Regions from separate parts of the Mus musculus genome. Here region 2 is linked to region 1. A link is a loop called in an ENCODE intact Hi-C map of the cell type or tissue named here. Cell type or tissue: gastrocnemius. All regions are shown on one strand. Each heading gives the region's core, and the rest is flanking DNA. Links, peaks and the distances in the headings are about the cores only.

What was found. A loop is a pair of places that touch in the nucleus more often than their neighbours do. Peaks named below come from ENCODE experiments on the same cell type or tissue, not always from the same donor. Only the 100,000 strongest peaks of a DNase experiment are listed, where the experiment ranks them.
Region 2: a loop joins it to region 1, with 5 times the contacts of the local background. A loop is called at or near these places in 3 of 42 quality-filtered maps.

The regions. Positions count from the first base shown.
Region 1 is chr7:112,467,803-112,473,184 of GRCm38, reverse strand. The region is part of intron 1 of Parva (parvin, alpha); the gene reads right to left. Among named protein-coding and RNA genes, the nearest start is that of Gm45998, 19 kb to the right of the region's middle. In gastrocnemius, for the core only: a CTCF peak has its summit at 3,217 (motif pointing left); DNase peaks (open chromatin) are centred at 1,683, 3,208 and 5,205; H3K27ac peaks cover 3,725 bases.
Region 2 is chr7:113,129,043-113,134,424 of GRCm38, reverse strand. All of the region lies in intron 2 of 4930543E12Rik (RIKEN cDNA 4930543E12 gene), which reads left to right. Among named protein-coding and RNA genes, the nearest start is that of 4930543E12Rik, 10 kb to the left of the region's middle. In gastrocnemius, for the core only: a CTCF peak has its summit at 2,061 (motif pointing right); a DNase peak (open chromatin) is centred at 2,063.

The DNA of each region.
Region 1 (5,382 bases), core at 209-5,208:
CTAATCCTCTCCCTGTCCCCTCCAAATAAATCTAAGTGGCAATGACCTCAGAGAGTGCTGTCTGGTCATCAAAGCACTACTAGGGATGGGCTCTGACAGGCACAGTGATGCTGCGGGCTGCTGATGAGGGCAGTGTGGCTGAAATGCAGAGCTGTCAAAACTCAGCTTGCTCCTACAACCTGAAGGGAGAGCCTCCTAAGAATGACTTGATGCGGCAGACCAGTTTCTCTCTCATCCCTGTGCTCCAGGCTTCTCATCACATCTTTGCTTTCAGATACACAATGCCTTTGGGCGGGCGCTGAGAACCATGAACGGGTTCCACCTTCTCGGGATGAAGTCATGGTACTGACTGTCCTCAGTAAGTTACATAATCAAGGCATTTTGAGGGGAGGGAAAAGCAAGCAGTTAAGGCAGGCTGTCTGGGGCCTGCCGCTTGCTCCTGCCGGCCTATGGTATGTAACACTATACGTCTAGCCTTCCATTCACAAAGAACATTGCCCCCATCCCTCTCTGTGGTCAGACTTGTTGTTTTGGAGAGAACACATCTCCACCCAGAAGCCTTCCTGTCATTAAGCTTTGCCGAGTCTTTCCGAGCCCAATCCTTAGATAGCACGAACCTCACCCACCCAGGTCACCACGATCCTTGGATTCCTCACCATCCAAGTCCCACATGACAAAGTGACAAAGGACCCAATCCCCTCTCTCCCCAGATTTTGAGTGGTGCTGGGGAATCAAACCCAGGGCCTCGTGCATGCTAGGCAAGTGTACTACTGCTGAGCCACATTGCTAGCTCTCTAGATTCCATTTCAAATATCACCTTTTATAATTTTGTTTACCTCTTAGGAAAATAAGACCAAATGTTTGTAAGGATTCGTTGGACTGTATTTTCACTTTCCAAACACCAACTCAAGGAATCAAGAAAGGAATTCTCTGCAGCCACAAGAATGCCTTTCTCCCTCTGCCAAATCAGAGGCTGATACCCAGATAAGCAACAGGGTACAAACAAAGAAAATAAGACTCTCCAAACGCTTTCTGATGCATTCTCTTACTTCACCTTATACCTCCTTAGTGCCCGCTTCCTTTTCTTCCTCGTGTTTATTTTTGTTTCGTATTGTGTTAGGTAGCACTAGGGACTGAATCTAGGCCATCATGCCTTGGCAGACAGCTCTCTACCACTGAGCTACGACGCTTTTGTTAAAAAAAAACTTTAATGTTCTTATTTCAATTGTACTCTCATGGTCTTAAGTGTCTCCAGCAATGCTAAAAGGAAAAAAAAAATTGGAAGTATTATTTAATATTAACTTGGAGCAAAGAGGATGATTTTGGGGGCACTACAAATAAAAATTTCACATTAAACCACTTGAGCGGCTCCAGATTTGCAGGAAAAGCAACAAACTAATTGTGCCGAGTCTTGGACCAGGGAGGTGGGCTATCGGAAAATGTAAATAACTCCTGCCTGGCACCTCTAGCTATTTTTGTTTTAATTTAAGAACCGGAATGTAATTATCTCTTATTTACTACAGTCACAAACACCGCCAAAGGGAAAATAAACCATTCCTTTTGGGATGAAGTTGCTGACAAAGGTTTGACAAAGAAAAATAATTAATAGCTCCACGCTGGCACGGAGCTGAGGTTTGGCTAAGTGGGCGTGCCAGGCACAGTCACCACTCAGCTCTCAGATCCTGGGGCTGGCCAGGGGTAGAGCATGCGCCTGATTCGGGGCCTTTCTGAAGCTTTAGACTGTTGTGTGGGGCAAAAGGCCCAGGAGGCTCTGAATACTCTCTTTAGGTCTTCCTCCTCTGCAGACTTGCTGTGTGCTACAATGATAAACTTTCTGTTTGTGAGAGACCCCTGGGTGGGGGATTAATGACTTTCATCTGGGGCAAACAACCTTCCAGTTTGTTGCTGGACTTTTCCATTGAGAATCTCATCCTGAAAAAACAGTGGAACCGGCAGCCAATGTCCTAGAGCCTAGGTGGCAGTTCACGTAACCACACCCGTCCCAAAGGCTTCGGATGGGCGAGATTGCAGGATCCTGTGCAGGTGAAATCACATGCCGCCAAGTCAAACCCTGAAGAGGAAGATGCTGAGGGGTGGGGTACATGGTGGCTGCACACACTCCTGAGGACCTGGGCTCAGACCCCCACATCGAAGCCAAGCATGGGGCGAGCATTCACTAACTCAAGCCTCATGCTGGAGTGGTGGAGGCAGGCCCATCCCTATAGGAAGAATCCTCCTCTTAACCGTACACAAGGTCGAGTCTACCATAGCTTGCACTTTCCGTAAGCTACAGAAGCTTTGGACACAGTGTTCAATTTTAGCAGACAGACATCCCTTGTCCTTTTTGTCTATTGCGCATGCTAGGAAGCTCATGGCCCCAGAAAGGGAAGATAGAATTGTTCTTTTTATTATTGTTATTAATGAAGGGTTCACCTGTCACAACCTCCTGCTGTGATAGCCCTCTGCTTCCCTGGGGCATGGGAAGGCCTTCCAACAGGCAACTTGACTAGATCCTTCAGGGATGTGCAAAGAATTCAGGTCTGGAAGGCAGGCAGGATCTGACTGTGGTCTGGAGATGTCACTTAACGGTCCTGGCTTGGTTTCCCCTCTGAACAGCCAAGGATTTTGCTCGTTCAATTCTCCTTCTATCCAAAGGAGAACAAACATGGAGCAGAAACCAAATCCACCAAGGCCACGGTCGTTATGACCATAGCAATATCAACAACGAAAGAGGAAGAATAAAACTCCACAGATCCACGTCTAATCTCACCTCCACCACACAGATTAACACAGCTACTCCTCTCCCTGTCTTCCCAGAACTCAGGACAGCCGATGTTCCAACTTCTCAGTGGTGATCTCGATCTTAGGAATTTCTAAACCAAGATGAGCCCTTTAAACACTGAAATGGAAGGAAATCAGGAAGCCCTCATCAAGGTCTGGTCGCACACATAATATAAGTTCATTTATCTCTACCAGCGTCATTTCATGGCTCTCGGTAGCTTTTGTCCTCTTTGTAGACCTCTGGGGTAAAGGACATTTGGGGCCTACACATGTTTGCAGAACAGGCTGGTACATCCTGTCCTTGCTACAGAGCCTGGCACATCGGTGGCAAAACAGACTTCTCTTTTGACACACTTTCTTTCAGGAGTCTGGTGGCTGCAGAAACCACCCCAGCCTTCGTCCCCTGCTGGCTGCTAAACTGCCTCCTGGAGCCCCCTGGTGGCCAGTACTATATTCACACCCCCCAGCCATACACTCTAGGACAAGGAGAAAATACCCTTAAAAAATCCACTCAAAGGTGAATCACTGATATGTATTACCATACCCGCTGGCACCCTGCATGTTCCTTGAGGCTGCCCTGGAAAATGACACCTTTCTCTAATGTCCCATCCATTTCTTATCCTCTGGTGTCTTCTGGGTACCAGGCTGTGTTGGTAGAAGAAGAGTAGCAAGCTCCCAGGGAGCTTTCCAGCATATAACAGAATGATCAGTCCCACACCCCTAAGCAAGCCCTGGGGACTGCACCAGTTGCCTCAGGGAAAGTGGAGACAAAAGGAGGGCAGAGGTGAAGAGTCAACCAGACCTTGCCATCTTTCCCAAGACTTCAGAAGGGAGCCAGGTAGAGAGAATGAAAGGCATTCCATGGAGGGGGAGTCTAGTGCTCAGGAAGCTAGAAGCTCTCAGGAGGGAGAGTGACAATGGGCCAGTGACACATGCAGGGATAAACGGAGAAGGCTCTTTCTTGAAAGCCTTGTGTATCATTGTGTCAGCACTGACTTTTCTAAGCATGCTGTAGGCTTCATACATCATTTGATTCCAACTTCACAGACGCTACGTAGGCCATCCATGACCCACCAACTCAACGCAGCCTGACTATGAGGAGATGATCAGAAGCACCCAACTTCCTGGAAATATAAGCTCTAGGGGCTGGACAGATGGCTCAGTGGTTAGGAGCACTTGTTGCTCTTCCAGAGGACCTGGGTTTGATTCCTAGCCACATGGTGGCTCACACCCATCTGTAACCCTAGTCCTAGAAGATCAGGTACTTTTTTTGTTTTGTTTTGTTTTGTTTTGTTTTTTGCCTCTGTGAGCACTATATGAATAAGACGCACAGATATACAAGCAGGCCAAAAATGTTCATCACACCAAAAAAAAAAAAAAAAAAAGGCAAAAATTTTAGAAAGAAAATATAAGAACCAAGGAAAGCCTGAAACCTATCCCTACCACAAGGAGATTAGGAATCTGGGCCCACCTAAGGAAATGTGGTCCCGGAGCAGAGAAAGATGGTTCTTAGGTAAGAAGAGCTAAGAGAATCCAAACAAAGTGTGGGTGTGTCCTCTAGTGAAAGCTGTGCATCAGTACTGGCTCACCCACTGTAACCAAGGTCTCCCACCAGCGTGAGTCTACAGTAGGGGGAAGGGTATGAGATATACATGAGGACCCTGTATTAGCCCCATATATTCTCTATAAATTCAAGTCTTCTCCAAAAAAAAAACAAATTAAAGCCTATTTTAAAATTATTACTGTTCACCTAAATATCTAAAGGAAAAGAAATGAAGGGATCTTTTAAAAGAACAAAGAAAGAAAAACCTTTGAGACAGTCTTTCATTGAGCCTAGAGTTGTGTTTTCAGGCTACATTGGCAACCAGTAAGCCCTAGTGACGTGACATGGATGTTATTACACATGTGCCCACACATGTGGAGATCAGAGGAGAACTTTCTGGAGTCTGTTTTCTCCTACCATGGGTTCTGGGGGACAGAATTCAGGACACAGGCTTTCATAGTAAGTAAGTACTTTTACCATTCTGTCAAGCCAGTCTTCAGCTTCCGATTCTGCCCCTTCCACTTCCCATTGCCTGGGCCTCCCGAGTGCTGGGACCACAGGCTTGCACCACGATGCTCAGGCTTATGCAGTACTGGGGTGGCACCCAGGGCTTTGGGTACACTAACTGGGTGAGCTCTCTGCCATCTGAGCCTCTTGGTTTTACACAAAGGTTCCATGTGATGAGTCACTAAAAATGGTTCTACGGTGATTTTTCCCCCTGTTTTATTTTCACATTTGAAGCTAAGATGGTTGTGGTGGTGGAGGATCCTCGGCTGTGTCCAGGGAAGGAAGGACACGGGTTTTGGAGTGAGCAATCTGGCAGGCTCAGCGTGAATCACAGACTGGTTGCGGGCACTGGGCCCTATTGAGATTTGCCGGTGATGCGTCCAGAGAGAGGAGGAGAAACAAGCAAGAGAGAACCAACTTCCCTAAAAGGAGAAAGCAAGAGGCCTTGTGTAGGACCCCTTGGATCCAGCCACAACCAATCAAATGTATCCACGGCTGAGCCCCAAATGTACGCCTGGAACAGGCTGGGCTGGCCCTCTGCAGACCGGCCT
Region 2 (5,382 bases), core at 140-5,139, 660 kb before region 1:
TGTAGCCTCCTTGATTAGTAGATTTGACCATCCTGAGGGTTGAGCCAGATTTTAAACCAGAGTTGTTTTTGTTTTCTTTTGTTTTGCTTTGTTTTCTTTAAAAACAAAAACAAAAATAAAGGAGAGCACTGAGATTCTAGATTAAGACAAGGAATTAGCCCCGCTGGGGAATCCACTGGTCAGAGCTCTAACCCGCCACTCCACACTGCTTGTCATTAACCTAGTTGCCTGTGTCCTGTTCCCCACCCTGATGCTTTTGCATAGGAACAGCCCTTGCATCATGCCACGGAAGTGCCCAGTAGTAGCTGGGAAAGTCCCTGCTGTCCCAGCCAGCAGATGTGTTTGGAAGATGACTGCACTCAGAGATCTGATATCACAACAGGAAGGTTGTTCTCATGAGACCCAGTTGGGGATTTGGAGAGAAAGTTCCCTTGGAAAAAAATTTGCATATATTGTACTTCCATTCCAACAGTGTGACTGACAGTTACGAAGCACGAAGTGAAGTGCTAGACAATAAATAAGGATATTGCATCCACTATGATATGACCTGACATTGTTCCGGGGTGAAATGTTTCAAATACATAGCAATCAAAGACCACAAACTATGAGCCTAGAACACCACAGCTGGCTTGAATGACTCCTTTAGCGATCCATGGCTTTCCCAGAGGCCTAGGCACACCAGGAGTCTCCTGTGATCACCACTAACCCTAGGACGTGTTCTGTCAGGCTGTGCCAGATTTCCTCTGTCAATCTCATAGCATCTGGAAACAATGGAAGGTTTCTATGAAGCTCCTTTGAATTCCTACAGCAACACCAGTGCCTAGTGTTTAAAAATTCACTCCCTTGAGGCCTTGTAGCTTAGCCTGGTGATTTTTTTTTTTATACCAAGCAGTTGCCTGATAAAATCTCACTCCCATGGAACCAGACGATAACCTAGAGATAGTTAGGCAACTGGACACAGAAACACACAGGTATAATATATATATTTTTAAATTTTCACTTTTTTTTATGTGTAGGGGTATTTGCCTGTATCAGTGTCTATAGTGCACAGTGCCTATGCAGGCCAGAAGAGGGAATTGGATTCCCCTGGGACTAGAGTTACAGCAGGTAATGAGCTGCCACGTGGGCGCTCGGCCTGAATCCGGCTCCTCTGGAAGAACAACTCATAGGTTTAACCACTGAGCCATCTCTCCAGCTCCTAATCGTAGCATTTGAGAGACTTAGGCAGAACAAACACAACTCTGAAAGCAGCCTAGGCTATGTAGTGAAGCCTTATCTAAAGAAAAGAAGAAAGAAAAAGGATAGCTTAGTGGGTAAAGGTGCTTCTCAAACAACTCTGACGACCCGAGTTCAACTCCCAGAACCCATATAAAGGAGAAAGGAGACAGTGGCTCCTAAAAGTTGACCTCTGACTTCCACCCTTGTACTGTAGGATGCACACACACACACAGAGACACCTTATACATCATACACACAAAATAAAAATTTTAACTTTAAATTAAAAAAAAAAAGAAAAGGAGAAATTGCCATTCAATGTCCACTCCTGTGCACACTGAGAAGCCATGGCCGCAGTGTTCATTTGACCAGGAAAAAAACGACTACACCTACAAAGTCTGATTCCCTAAGTTAGCATTTGAGTGGTTCTCTTGCCTTCAGGATGTGCTGTGGCAATATTGAACATTTGTATTTGCACGTGCGTCTGTGTGGCTTTCTGCAACAAGGAGAGCAACATGCACTGTAACTACTTAGACATTGCCGGAAGTCAAGCAAGTCGGAGGCAAGGAGACAGAGAGGAACCGATGTGGGCTTTAGTGTTAGGCAGGACCAGAGTTGCAGAACATTATCATTTCTGTGTCCTCAACGCTTGGTTGAGGGTTGTTACAGTCTTCCTCTAATCTGAAACGGAAGCAGAAGCATTTTTTGCCCAATAGGATTATGGTACTATTCAGTGGAAATCAAGATGCTGCATTCTGCCTGTTGCCTGACACACTGAAGGTGCTCAATGAAGTTCTTGTCATCCACTTGAAACAAACGTGGATGGTGACTGCGTTTACCGTGAAGACCAGCAGAGGGCAGGGCAGACCTCACAAAGCTGTGTGTGAAACACTGGTTCTCAAATCCACTTTCAAGAGGAATTCCTGAGATATCTTCCTTAAACGCTTCTCATGAAAGATGGCTCTATCACGACCTCTAATATCTTCATAGAAACTGGTGCCTTCCTCTTAGGCAAGGATCCAGAGAAGGTATTGGGCAATATTTAACCAGGGACTTCCAGCACCTTAACAGCCTTTTAACATAGCTGTTCCCAGTATGAAGTTGTGGGTCTGTCTTATAGAAGGGGGGGGGGGGGCACAAGATAAGAGGCAGTATTTTAGAGTTGATTGGCTGCAACTCAACACTTCATAAAAAGCTGAGACAATGTGAAGTTTTTTTAAGTGGTTATTTTGAAGTCATTTCAAGTGTTAATAAAGCTTGTTTGAAATCCTGCACAATGGTTAAGTTAGGGAGGTTACTGCAGTACCACTTTTATAAACTGTAACTCACGGACGACTAAAATCCTCCCCCATCCTCCCTGTGTGGTGTCCCACTTCTCCCCCCACCCTCCCGTGGCTTGCTTAAGAGAAGACAGGACCTTTCTGAGTACAGCGGTAGTAAACCACTCACAGCAAGAGAAGTAAGCGATGGTGAAAAGTATTCACAGCAGTGACTCAAAGAGGACGCTTCGCACATCAGCTTCAGGTGTGTGAAGCTCAGCAGGTAAAGGCTGGCTGCCCAGCCTTCCAAGCAGCTGTTCTGAACCTGTGGGTCTCCACCCCTTTGGGGTGGCAGGACCCTTTCACAAGGGTTGCATATCAGATGGTTCCATTATGATTCATAACAATAGCAAAATTATAGTTAGGAAGTAACAGTGAAAAATATTTTTATAGTTAGCGGTCACCCCATGAGGTTGTATTAAAGGGTCATTGGGAAGTTGAGATACACTTAGTCAGATCGTCAGGTTCCAGATGGCAGGAGGAAAGAGCCAAGTCTGCAGGTTGTCCTCAGACTTCCATATGTGTGCCATACACACATATGCACACACATATGCAAACATACACATACACACACGCACCCCTAAACCCATTATGTTTCCACTTGTAGAAATAATGAAGAAACAAATCTACCAACTTATGTGGGACTCACATACAGACAGCAACAACCCCCCTCCCCCAAGGTTTGACAATGTTGGAATCCAGACACAGTTTCTAAAGCTGACAGAAACAGCAGCCCGGTATCCCCACCCTTCTGTGAGTGCTGGATAAGCTCCATATAAAGTAGCCCTTGAGGTTGCTTGGTCTAAAAGTCCAGTGTTTTAGCCACCACTCTTGCTGGCTTGCAAGTGTTGGATGGATCTGTGACAAAGATATGGTTCAAATGACACTTTAAAGGCTGTGGCTTAATGTATTCTAATGACATGGAAATCTGACTCTGGGAACACAAAAGCTCACCGAGTGCTAGTCACCCAGTTGTGGCAAATGCAGAGTCTGCTGACAAGGAAGACTTTCTATCAATAACATTGGAGGTGACAGGAAAGAACAATTGGATTTTTTTTTTTACCTTTCAACAAATCCAATTAGCCCTGAACTGATAAATTATGAAAACTCCCATTATGCACTGGTGTGATTGAGAGCTGTGTGTTGGGAGTATGCGTGTTCCTCGAAGCTCCTTGCAGCAGCATTATGAGATTATTATCATGTGCGATGAACTATAAATCAATGTGTCAGCCCCTTCCTTGATAACGCTTTGCTATTACAAAAATGTCAGCTGAGGGCTGGCGGGATAACTTTGTGGTAAGCATTTGCTGTGCAAGACCCAGGGACCCACAGAAGCCATCCATGGTAGTAGCCTGCATCTGCTATTCCAGCTATCCTGTGGTGAGATAGGAGGCAGGCAGGATATCCTCCTGAAGCTCGTGGACCACTCAGTCTGGTGCACACATTGGCAAATAACAAGAGACCCAGTCTCAAACAAGGTAGAGAGTAAGGACCTACACCTGAGGTAGTCTTCTGACCTCCACACACGTGCCATGGCATGTGTGTGCCCATATTCTCACACAAGCATGCACACACACACACACACACACACACACACACACTCACACACATCATACAGACATGTACACATCATGCAGATACATCTCACACACACATGCTGCTTAGTTATAGAGTAAAATTTGTGACTTATAGACAGTAATACATTAAATGCGTTATTCTCCTTATGTGTTAATATGATAGCTGATTAGAATTGTCATGCTGCATACAGAAGTAAGTAATTTTTGAGGAGGAAAATTCTAAAGCATCTCTACTATGGGATGAAGGCTTCCTGTTTCTGGAAGACAAGACTCCATTTTGTCAACTTGAAAAAGATTTGAATGGATTTTCAGGCCTGATTGCTTGTCTGATGTCGTAGTCACTTTTCTGGTGCTGTGATAAAATGCCATGACCAAGGCAATTTATAAAAGAGAGTTTAATTGGGCTTACAGTTTCAGAGGGCTAAAGCCCATGATGGCCAAGCAAAAGGACAGCTGAGAGCTCACATTTCTACCCATGCCCCTGAGGCAGAGAGAGAGAGAACTGGGAACTAGAGTCTTTGGAAACTTCACCCAACCCTCAGTGACACACCTCCTCCAACAAAGCCTCCTAATCCTTCCCAAGTGGTTCCACCAGCTGGAGAATAGGTATTCAAACTTGGTGTATGGGGGCCATTCTCTCAAACTGTCATATCTAACACCTCAATATTGCCATGCAAGGAGGGAATAGAGCATATATTACCTTCCATTGGTAGGTAAGTTCTAAGGAAATTTTTAAAAGGAGATATTTGGAGGAACCAACTTTCTTATACAGATTGTTAGGTCAGAGCCTAGAATATAACAATAACATTAAAAGGTGATAACATCTTGTCATTGCCAATCTGTGAGACACTATCAACAATACTGATCAAATTTGAAAATATATTTAAAAGTCAGGTCTAGTGGGAGAGGCCTGACACCCCAGCTACTCAGGAGGCTGAAGCAGGAGTGTAGAGAGTTCAAGGACAGCCTAGGGAAAATTAGTGAGATCCTGCAGAGCAATTCAAAAGTAAAAAGAAAGGCCTAAGATACAGTGGCATGTATTTGTGCCTAGCACAATTGAAGCCTTGAAATTAGTCCCCAGTGCATCAACAAAGAAAGTACATGTACAAATTGTATTTCTCATCTAGTAATTACAAAGATATTGGGGTCAGATTGGAGTCTACTTGTGTGTGTGTGTGTGTGTGTGTGTGTGTGTGTGTGCGCGCGCATGTGTATTCTTATGAAGGTCATAGCACAACTTGGGAGAGTCCATTTTCTCCTTTCACCATGTA